Linked DNA regions of Homo sapiens: region 2 is linked to region 1. A link is a loop called in an ENCODE intact Hi-C map of the cell type or tissue named here. Cell type or tissue: A673. All regions are shown on one strand. Each heading gives the region's core, and the rest is flanking DNA. Links, peaks and the distances in the headings are about the cores only.

The links. Peaks named below come from ENCODE experiments on the same cell type or tissue, not always from the same donor. Only the 100,000 strongest peaks of a DNase experiment are listed, where the experiment ranks them.
Region 2: a loop joins it to region 1, with 5 times the contacts of the local background. A loop is called at or near these places in 29 of 110 quality-filtered maps.

The regions. Positions count from the first base shown.
Region 1 is chr5:102,968,947-102,974,336 of GRCh38, reverse strand. It overlaps PAM (peptidylglycine alpha-amidating monooxygenase), which reads right to left. Exons shown (of 26, transcript NM_001177306.2): 15 at 1-221. Among named protein-coding and RNA genes, the nearest start is that of GIN1, 150 kb to the left of the region's middle. In A673, for the core only: CTCF peaks have their summits at 2,246 and 2,450 (motif pointing right); a DNase peak (open chromatin) is centred at 2,446; H3K27ac peaks cover 1,276 bases.
Region 2 is chr5:102,678,945-102,684,334 of GRCh38, reverse strand. The region is part of intron 2 of LOC105379104 (a long non-coding RNA gene); the gene reads right to left. Among named protein-coding and RNA genes, the nearest start is that of LINC00491, 10 kb to the right of the region's middle. In A673, for the core only: CTCF peaks have their summits at 2,564 and 2,771 (motif pointing left); a DNase peak (open chromatin) is centred at 2,734.

The sequences.
Region 1 (5,390 bases), core at 300-5,299:
GAATTTGTGAATTCTGTCTCTGACAAGAATAGCATTACCCCTCTCATGTTCTGCACCCTCTCTGGCATCAGATCGACCAAGATCCTTTTTTTGGACTACATTTGCAATCTCAGCTACCAGGTCTGACTCTGATTCTGCCTTTTCTGTAGGATTATATTTGTGCACATGAACAACATCTTCCCTTTCTCCTAGCAGCTTGGAAAGTAGTGAATAGAAATCACCTGTGGAAAAAAGAGAAGAGATAAGGGCGTGGAGGGTAGATAAGATTGCAAAATTTACAAAATTTGGTGCTTTAAAAAATATCTACTCATTTCTCATAATAAATAAGAGAGAAGTTTGCACTCAGACTTTTAAGCATAGGAGGAAAAAAAAGAAAAATTCCTAGACCGATGAAATACTTTATTTCATATATCATCTATTTCTTTATGTATAACATCTATTGACATATTAGTAGAAAAAATAATGCTTATGTAATTGCATGGCACATTTCAATAAATGGTTTTCAAAGTATAGTTTGATACGGAAATTAAGAGCTCATCAGATTTCTAAAATAAAATATCATCAATAGCTACATTAGATAACAGCTATCTGCACAAGAAACTCTTTGCAGTTGTCCTTTAAAACCTATTGAAGTGCAAGCCACAAGAAATGAAATATACATTTCTTGAGCAGGAAATATACATTTCCTGTAAAACACAAGTAAATACGTATCCATTTGACAACTGGGAAACCTAAATTTTATTATTATTTTGTTAGCAGTGCTACTGTAAGCTCTAGTTGTTCCTCTTAAACAAAAAATGAGCAAGTGAGAAAAATAATTTTTTGAGCAAAGGATACTTTTAAATCAGCTTCAAACAAAGGAAAAGATTTTAATAAACTGATATCATTAGGGTGATTCATCACTAAAATGCATTCTATGCCTTCCTGTATTAAGGAGTAAACTTGGGTATGAGACTCCAATTCTATGAAAGCAAATTATTTGTAAAATATTATCACATATACAAAATATGACTACAGAAAGTTCATGAAGTATTTTAACCCTCATCATTTCCACGATGACTTCAAATCCATTTATATCAACTGTGTGAATGGTAAACATATTCTCAATGAAAACACAAATCTGCTCTCCTACACCAAACCCAAGGGCAACCACCAGTTCTTCCTTTTCCTCATCCTATACTAGGTGCTGCTAATGATGAAATTACTTACGACTATGGAGTCCTGTTGCTTACGTTTTAATTACATTTACAGCACAATTAGAAAACATTTATAAAATCTCTTTTCATGACCATTAGGAAATGAAAATGATAACTGGTTTAGCCATGATGTATTTCACTGAAGAATATATTATTAAGAAAGTGGTGCAAGGGGAGATGAAGTCTTTCCAAAATGATGCTAAGAGATTCTGTCATGTTTACAAATAGTCTTGGTTTAATGTTTCAAAGTAGGTTTTCAATTCTTGCCAGTGAAATCAGCTTATCCCAGGTGAAATCTTCAATCAGAAAATAATTACCAAGTAATAGGGCCAATCTCAGTAAAATAAACAAAGCAAATTATAAGTCAACCAAATCTGTTAGGGCACAGTGGCATTCTGCCTCACAGAAGAAAAATTAATACAGTTCATTACTGCTAAATTCTCGTGTACCACACATTAAATATAAATAGTTTCATATGCTTGTACAATGAAACGTCTTATTTAGGAAATAAAATACAAGAGTATTTCAGGGAGAGATAAACCATTATTTAAAAACTTGAGGCTGGGAGTGGAGGCTTACATTTGTAATCCCAGCACTTTGGGAGGCCCAGGCAGGAGGATCGCTTGAGCCCAGGAGCTCGAGACCAGCCTGGGCAACAGAGTGAGACCCTATCTCTCTAAGAAATAAAAAAATTAGCTGGGTGTGGTGGCATTCAATTATAGTCCTCACCACTTGGGAGGCTAAAGTGGGAGGACTGCTTGAGCTCAGGAGTTCAAGGCTGCAGTGAGCTATGATCACGCCACGGTACTCCAGCCTGAGTGACAGAGACAGACCTCATCTCAAAAAAAATTAAAATTAAATAAAAACTTGAATCCATATGTTTAAGCTATTATTGTTATTGAGACAGGGTCTCTCTCTTTCGCTCAGGCTGGAGTACAGTGGCACAATCTTGGCTCACTGCAACCTCTGTGTTTAGGGTAATCTTGATGGAGGAAGACAGGTTCAGAACTATGCATAGTCATTCAGGTTTGTAAGAGGAAATCTAAAAGCTGTGATAAAATACCAAAGGTAGAGCACTCCAGTTCATGTGAATTTATCATTTAAAATTGTTATTGGGTTAGGAAAGCAAAAATTGTTAAAATAATGCAACAGGCTTGGCTGCACACAGTTGCACAGGCCTTGCCAGAATAAAGTTTCAGAGCAGAATCTGTACAAACATCTTGTTACATGAGAGAGAGACCACTAGATGGCTATCTCTTACATTCCTATGTGCAAACCAGAAAGAGTTTTTTCCTCTTCTAGTGTACTAGATATAATATGGAATCCTGAAATGTTAACCAATTTTCTTAGTCACATTAAGATGTTTATTTAGAAAATACATCTAATGAATATAACAGATGGAGTAGAACATAAATAAAGCAAGTTGGTGGTCCTGACCCCTGTGTCATCTCTCAATGTTTCCTTTTTCTTTTCAGTTTATGTTCCACTCATATTGGCTTTTCATTTCCTTGAATATCAACTCTAAGAAGATATTGTTTCTTCTGCCTGGACCACTCCCTCCCCACTAATAAACTAGCTCCTCAACTTTCAGATCTTAGGTGTCACATCAAAAAAGCCTTTCTTGACAATTCAACTCAGGGGTCTCTGCTGGGTGCACCTATAGCACTCTGGTCTTTCCCTGTATGGCAACTCCTCAATTCAAATACACATCAAACCCTATTTCTGTGCCCCTAAGAAATAATTCTACTTTGTGCCTTTAAGTAAATTCTACTTAACTTAATAAAGATAGTGACAATAACCTTTAGAAATTACTTTGTAGATTTAAAGAAGACAGCTAATATTAAAATACCCAGTCCAGTACATATCATAAAGTAGGTGTCACTAAATTATAGCTATTATAATTACTGACTGAAAAAACAAACTAATTGCAACATGCATCTGCTTCAACCTGTGGTTTATATAATATTTTAAAAATCAGCTCCTTTTTCCAGTCAAACATTTGGATTTTTGTAATAGAAAACAAAAAGCCCTTTTAGGACTGGGCACGGTGGCTCATGCCTGTAATCCCAGCACTGGGAAGCCAAGGCGGGCGGATTACTTGAGGTCAGGAGTTTGAGAACAGCCTGGCCTACGTGGTGAAACCCCATCTCTACTAAAAATACAAAAATTAGCCAGGTGTGGTGGTGGGCACCTGTAATCCCAGCTACTTAGGAGGCGGAGGCACGAGAATTGCTTGAACCCCAGAGGCAGAGTTTGCAGTGAGCTGAGATCACGCCACTGCACTCCAGCCCGGGAGACAGAGTGAGACTCAGTCTCAAAAAATAAATAAGTAAAAAAAATAAAATTAAAAAAAAAGCCCTTTTAGGTTCCTAGCCCTCTATTTTCTTAATAAGTCACTGTGGCTACTACAGCTAATTGGTTACTGGCTTTGCCAAAGGAGGCTGTATCTGTACCTTCTCCATCTCTTTTAGCGTATCTTTGGAAAAAGAACTCTCTCTACTCCACTGTTCTGAATGCCATTCCTCCAGAATTCCCTAAAGCCTCTCCTGTCTTCTCTCTTTTCTTTTTTATTAATAAATACAACTTCTTTACCTCATATCTGACTCACAGGCTATACATACACTCACTTAGGGCTTGAGTTGTTGTGGAGGTGGGGAGAGACTCTCCTCTAACATAACATATCCTTCAGGCTTTTCCATCTTCTCTCTTCCTTTACAAGCTCCAACACTGTCCAAAAGAATTTTCTGTAATAATGGATGTAATCTATGTCTGCACTGTCCAACCTAATAGCTGCTAGACAGACACATGGGGCTGAGTACTTTGTAAATGGCTAGTGCACCTGAGAAACTTAATTTTTAATTTTTTACTTTGAATTAATTTATATTCAAAACATAAATATTTTCACCTAGTGTTTACCATATTGGATGGTGCAGGGCTACTTGCTGATTCATTCTTCCTTACATCCTTTTCCCTCCCTAAATTGGATGCATTTCTTTCCACTTCCTATTTCACCGTTGTATGACTTCTCCAAGAGGTAAGGGATCCTAATTGCCAATGCTAATAGACTCTTTATTTTGATCTACTGGGAGGCTGTAGCCCTGTTGAAAGTTCCCTTCAGAACCTCTCTCCTTATAATGTTGTTCTTTACAGGTCTTCTCCACCTATCATCTGTGCTTCCTCTTTTTACCGTCCATCATGTAAAAAACGCTGGTGTTTTGGGAAGTCTGTCCCTGAAACATTTTTCCCCTGGCTAAAGCCTCTTCCTACTAAGTGATCTCAGTCACTTACAAAACTTAAGCTACCACCTCCAGGCACATGACTACCAAGCCTGGAGCTCTCCTAACACCAAACTGGTGTTACAAAACTGTCTTCTGGAAAATCCCACTTGGATGTCTGTCTGTCTCATTTGAACTTAAAATGTCTAAAATGGAGCTCTTAATCTTCTCGCCATATTTTAACCTTTTAATAGTGTCTCTCTTAGTGATGACACTTTTTTGAGTAAATCAACTCAGAAAACTGTGTTCTTCTCTCTCTAACCAGTGAATCACAAGGTCCAACCTAGGCTGATTTGCAACATCAACTTTTCCCTCCTTACCACCAGTACTCATTTGGGAATCTTATCTTTTGATTGTCATAGTGAAAGACTCTTCTCCTTCCTCAGAAAGGACCCCCATCTCTGCTCTGGATGACAAAATCTGTCTAGGATGGTATTAAAAGTGGCTCTACCTCTACGGAACTGATGTGTGATTGATGGCACCCTACCCACCTTGGACACTCCTGGGTTATATCCCCATAGCTACCTTTTCCACAGCTCTGTTCAGCTATATATTTCTGAGTGGTATTTTCTTTTCTTTTTTTTTTTTTCCACTGGACTAACTTTGATTTTGATTTGTGGCATTTTTTATTATACTTTAAGTTCTGGGATACATGTGCAGAATGTGCAGGTTTGTTACATAGGTATCCACGTGCCATGGTTGTTTGCTGCACCCATCAACCCATCATCTACATTAGGTATTCCTCCTAATGCTATCCCTCCCCTAGCCCCCTACCCCCCGACAGGCACTGGTGTGTGATGTTCCCCTCCCTGTTCCCAAGTGTTCTCATTGTTCACCTCCCACTTATGAGTGAGAACATGCAGTGTTTGGTTTTCTGTTCCTGTGTTAGTTTGCTGAGAATGATATTTCCAGCTTCATC
Region 2 (5,390 bases), core at 236-5,235, 290 kb after region 1:
GCCATATGTAGAAAGCTGAAACTGGATCCCTTCCTTACACCTTATACAAAAATTAATTCAAGATGGATTAAAGACTTACATGTTAGACCTAAAACCATAAAAACCCCAGAAGAAAACCTAGGCAATACCATTCAGGACATAGGCATGGGCAAGGACTTCATGTCTAAAACACCAAAAGCAATGGCAACAAAAGATAAAATTGACAAATGGGATCTAATTAAACTAAAGAGCTTCTGCACAGCAAAAGAAACTACCATCAGAGTGAACAGGCAACCTACAGAGTGGGAGAAAATTTTTGCAACCTACTCATCTGACAAAGGGCTAATATCCAGAATCTACAATGAACTCAAACAAATTTACAAGAAAAAAACAAACAACCCCATCAAAAAGTGGGCGAAGGATATGAACAGACACTTCTCAAAAGAAGACATTTATGCAGCCAAAAAACACATGAAAAAATGCTCACCATCACTGGCCATCAGAGAAATGCAAATCAAAACCACAATGAGATACCATCTCACACCAGTTAGAATGGCAATCATTAAAAAGTGAGGAAACAACAGGTGCTGGAGAGGATGTGGAGAAATAGGAACACTTTTACACTGTTGGTGGGACTGTAAACTAGTTCAACCATTGTGGAAGTCAGTGTGGCGATTCCTCAGGGATCTAGAACTAGAAATACCATTTGACCCAGCCATCCCATTACTGGGTATATACCCAAAGGATTATAAATCATGCTGCTATAAAGACACATGCACAGGTATATTTATTGCGGCACTATTCACAATAGCAAAGACTTGGAACCAATCCAAATGTCCAACAATGATAGACTGGATTAAGAAAATGTGGCACATATACACCATGGAATACTATGCAGCCATAAAAAGTGATGAGTTCATGTCCTTTTTAGGGACATGGATGAAGCCGGAAACTATCATTCTCAGCAAACTCTCGCAAGAACAAAAAACCAAACACCGCATGTTCTCACTCATAGTTGGGAATTGAACAATGAGAACACATGGACACAGGAAGGGGAACATCACACAACGGGGACTGTTGTGGGGTGGGGGGAGGGGGGAGGGATAGCATTAGGAGATATACCTAATGCTAAATGACCAGTTAATGGGTGCAGCACATCAACATGGCACATGTATACATATATAACAAATCTGCATGTTGTGCACATGTACCCTAAAACTTTAAGTATAATAATAATAATAATAAATCAATCACGACCCTTTCATGTGAAATCTTTAGTGTTGTGAGCCCTTAAAAGGGACAGAAATTGTGCACTCGGGGAGCTCGGATTTTAAGGCAGTAGCTTACTGATGTTCCCAGCTGAATAAAGCCCTTCCTTCTACCAAAAAAAAAAAAAAAAGAAAAAAGAAATCAGAAAAGGTAGCATATTTGTATTATTCAGGGTTCTCCAGAGAAACAAATAATGGGATAGGTACGTAGATATACAAACAGATAGACAAAGATTTATTACGAGGAATTGGCTCACACAAGTATGGAGGCTAAGTTCCAGAATCTGCTGTCTTGTCTGTAAGCTGGAGGACAAGAAAGCCAGTGGTATAGGTCTGGTCCAAAACCAGAGGCCTCAGAACCAGGTGAGCCAATGGCATAAGTCCCAGTTTGAGTTTGAAGATCCAAAAACCAGGCGCACTGATGTCTGAGGGCAGGAGAAAATGAATGTCCCAGTTTAAGGAGAGAGAGCACATTTGCCTTTCCTCTGCCAATTTGTTAATTCTCATTCTCAACAGATTAGATTGGATGGTGCCCACCTGCGTTAGAAGAAGTTGATTCTTCTAACATGATCAACATTTGGACTTTGCTCAGTGGAGAAAGAGCAAGGAGTGTTCTATTCCATACTTAGGTCTGAGTCAGAGCTGTACATACATCCTACAGAAAATAAGCTCTGAGCTCCTTTTCGTTATCACTCTCTGTAAAACATTCTGCACAGAAACATTCTAAAATTTGCTCTATAAATTGGGAAGGCTGGAAGTTCTTTACTTTGTGGCTGAAGTGAGGAAATCAATCTATCAGCCCATATATTTTTGACTAATCAGCAAAATATTTACTGTCTTTTCCTATATTTATCAAATGCATAGTAACTCTAAAGGCATGTCAATGTAATATCTAGTAAGGAATTAAACAAACAGTTCCAATTTTCTTATGCTCAAGATCTTTTAGAACTAGGTTTAATTGCTTTCAGGACCTAGCTCTCTGGGCACATTCTGATAGGCAAGACTAGTCTACTTTTGGACCAAAGTATTTTTCTGCAATTATGGAATACTGAAAATTCTTCTCTTTTCTGGGGAGAAAAACAGTCAACCTACCCTTTATTATAGGCCAATGTACTCTTTAAGATGTTGTGGAGCTACTTTCCATGCAGGCTTAAAGGAATTGAGTAGAAGAAAAAGAAAAAGCACTTAGTTTTAACTATGAGAAATCAGGACAGAAGAATTCTAAACATTATGGATGATTTTGTCAGATTTAGTAGAATTAAGAGATGCTGACACATACGATTTCTAGAAGCATAAACATCTCAGTTCCACTCCATGCTTTCCATTGGCGTGAATGAAATTTTGATCTGTGTATTCTCACTATCTCCTCCTACTAGTGCCTTATCTGATGTATGGATTTCTTTTTCTGCATATCTGATGTTGCCATGCCTCCTAGACACTTCCTAGCTAACCTGGCAAGCCTCCCTCAAGTGTCACTGAGGGATCTGGTGTGCCTTGCTGCCCCCTATTGGTGGCCAAAAACTGTTAAGCTAGGGGCTCCAATGCAATCTTAGACTTTGTTGATTAATGCCAGCATCTGAGAGGCACTGCTTACAGGAGCTTTACTATAAAGTTGTTTTTAAGCAAAGCAACTATTATGTAGTGATTTTTATTACTTTAAAATTAGTGGTTTTGTTTTTAAAATATTTATTTTGACTTCGTTTTTCATTCTAAATTTATAAGGAATTTATTTAGTTCTTTTTATGGTCTTTTTCTAAGATTGCCACTACATTGCCGAAAGTGCAAGGCAAAAGTTTCCACTAGAATTGTGCAAATGTTTTATTTCTTTGCACTATTAAAACAAAAAATGGACTTCTTATGGCTGTGAACACAGTTCGTTCTCTAAATTGAAAACATGTCTATTGGATTTGCATATTGCTTCCTTGAATCAGGCGTTTTTTTTTTTAAGATTTTAGTGATGTATTAGTAGGCTTAGGCTACCATAACAAAATATCATAGACTAGAGTCTAAGTAGCTTAAAAAACAGAAATTTATTTTCTGACAGTTCTGAAGGCTAAAAGTTCCCACATCAAGGATCAACAGGGTCTGTTTCTGGTGAGGGTTCTCTTTCTGACTTGCAGATGGCCACCTTCGCGCATATGGTGAAGAGGAAGTGCTCCAGTGTTTTTTCCGTTTATAAGGACATCAGTCCTATCAGATAAGGGTCTCACCCTTACAACTTCATTTAACTTTTCCTAGCTCCTCACAGGCCCTGTCTCCGAATGTAGTCACACTGGGGGGTTAGAGTTTCAAAATATGAATTTTGGGGCGACACAATATTGTGTCTCTAACAAATGGTGACATGTGGATTTTAATAATCTAACAAAATTTCAATTAATCAAATTACTTTAAAAAATCATATACCATGAGATAAGAATAAATGGAAATGGGCTTGGTATCAGAATGATAAGGCATGGTCCTCACCGTGTGAACTGACAACACAGCTGAGGAAAAGGTTCTAAAATCAAGACTAACACAAGGGAAAAAAATGAGAATGTAAAGTACTAGCTCATCATACTGTCTTTAATTATAAAAGAAGTTTAAGTGTTGCCCAGAATAACCAGAGAAATGCTTTAAGACGAAATTGTATTTAGCCTCGTTCTAAAGGACGACTAAGGTTTTATTAACTTCAGTGAGGGAGGTATGAGGAAGAATATTTTACCACCAGGAAGGCACTGACTTCAGAATGAAGACAAAATGTGCATTACAGTTTAAGTACCTTAGCCTGACAGTCAGAGAGGACATTTAAATGCCTTCTACAATAAAATATTATCGTTTAATAATCCCTGTATATGCATAGGATGCTGGTTCAGAATATATACATGGTCTCTGTTCTTTGTAAGTTTGCAATCAAAGACCATAAATACTCAAGTCTGACAGTTTGGTGCTTTCAGAATTTGCTTAAATCACCTGATATTTTCCCACTAGGCTATGGACCTGACAAAAGCAGCGGGTTATGTGTCTTGGGCTGAAGCATGACACAAAGAGCCATTGATGTTGGGCTGAAAACAGAAAAAAACTCTTCCTCCCTTTGTTTCTTTGTTGTTGTTGTTGACTGCTTGGTGTGTCCAGAATAATTTTAGAGCATCCAGTGGAACCCCTAGCCATTCCATAGGGTAAGGGGTTAGAAACACCAATTGGTTTGAAAACCTTGATACTTAATACTTTCTGTGGCTTCTCTTTAAATTACTCTCAATAGTTTATTTATTCCTCAAACCATGGGGAAATCAGGTCTGGAAACATCAAGTGATAACACCAAGTGAATGTTAAAGACACACACCGCTCTACCTACCAGCAGCGCCTGTGAGCAGAGTCTATCCCACTGTGGACATATGTCTAGTGTTACCATCTCCAATCATATAAATGCCTTGGTCTGATCAGTAATGTACACCTGTAATTTAAACTGGATTCTCTACCACTATTAGACAAAAAGTTGTTTTCTGAAAAAGCCATTGTGATGTCAATCATATCTCCTTTTGCAGGGTCTGGTCTGGAGAAAAAACTTGTGTGGTTGTTGAAAATTGTCTTTGACTTTGTCCTTATTTTGAGATCATTTTCCTCCCTCTGTGGACTCTCTTCCGGCCCAGGTTACCACATTGCACTTCTCCTGCATGTTCACCTCTGCTCTCCCCCAATTAATCAAAGAAAACTCTCTGTTATCAGTCCTCTAAAAGCTGGTGTGAATTTAAGTCATGGTGTTATCTCTCTACAGGGAATTTATATTTTTAGTTTATCTATAATTATAGAATAAATGCCTTTATTCTTGGTAAAAGAAGCTTCAGGCATGAGCAGAGCAAACAGAAATGCTTTTAAAGTCAGGGGGACTTTCTGTTGCTGTTGAAATTACACAGAAGAGATAGCAGTCAACTTTATTGGAAAGATTGGTATCCAAATTGTAAAAGTACCTCAGACTTAGGGGTTTATGTAAAATGCAAGGTCAAAATTACAATTAAAGGCATATTACTAAAGTATTTTGGAGATAAGGAAAGTGAAATTGACATTTACTGGGCGTCCATATATGCCATGCAATGGTTCAGGTCTCCCCTCATCTCTTTAGCTCATTTTACAGTTGCCAGTAATTCTGTGAACCCTTCACCCCACTTT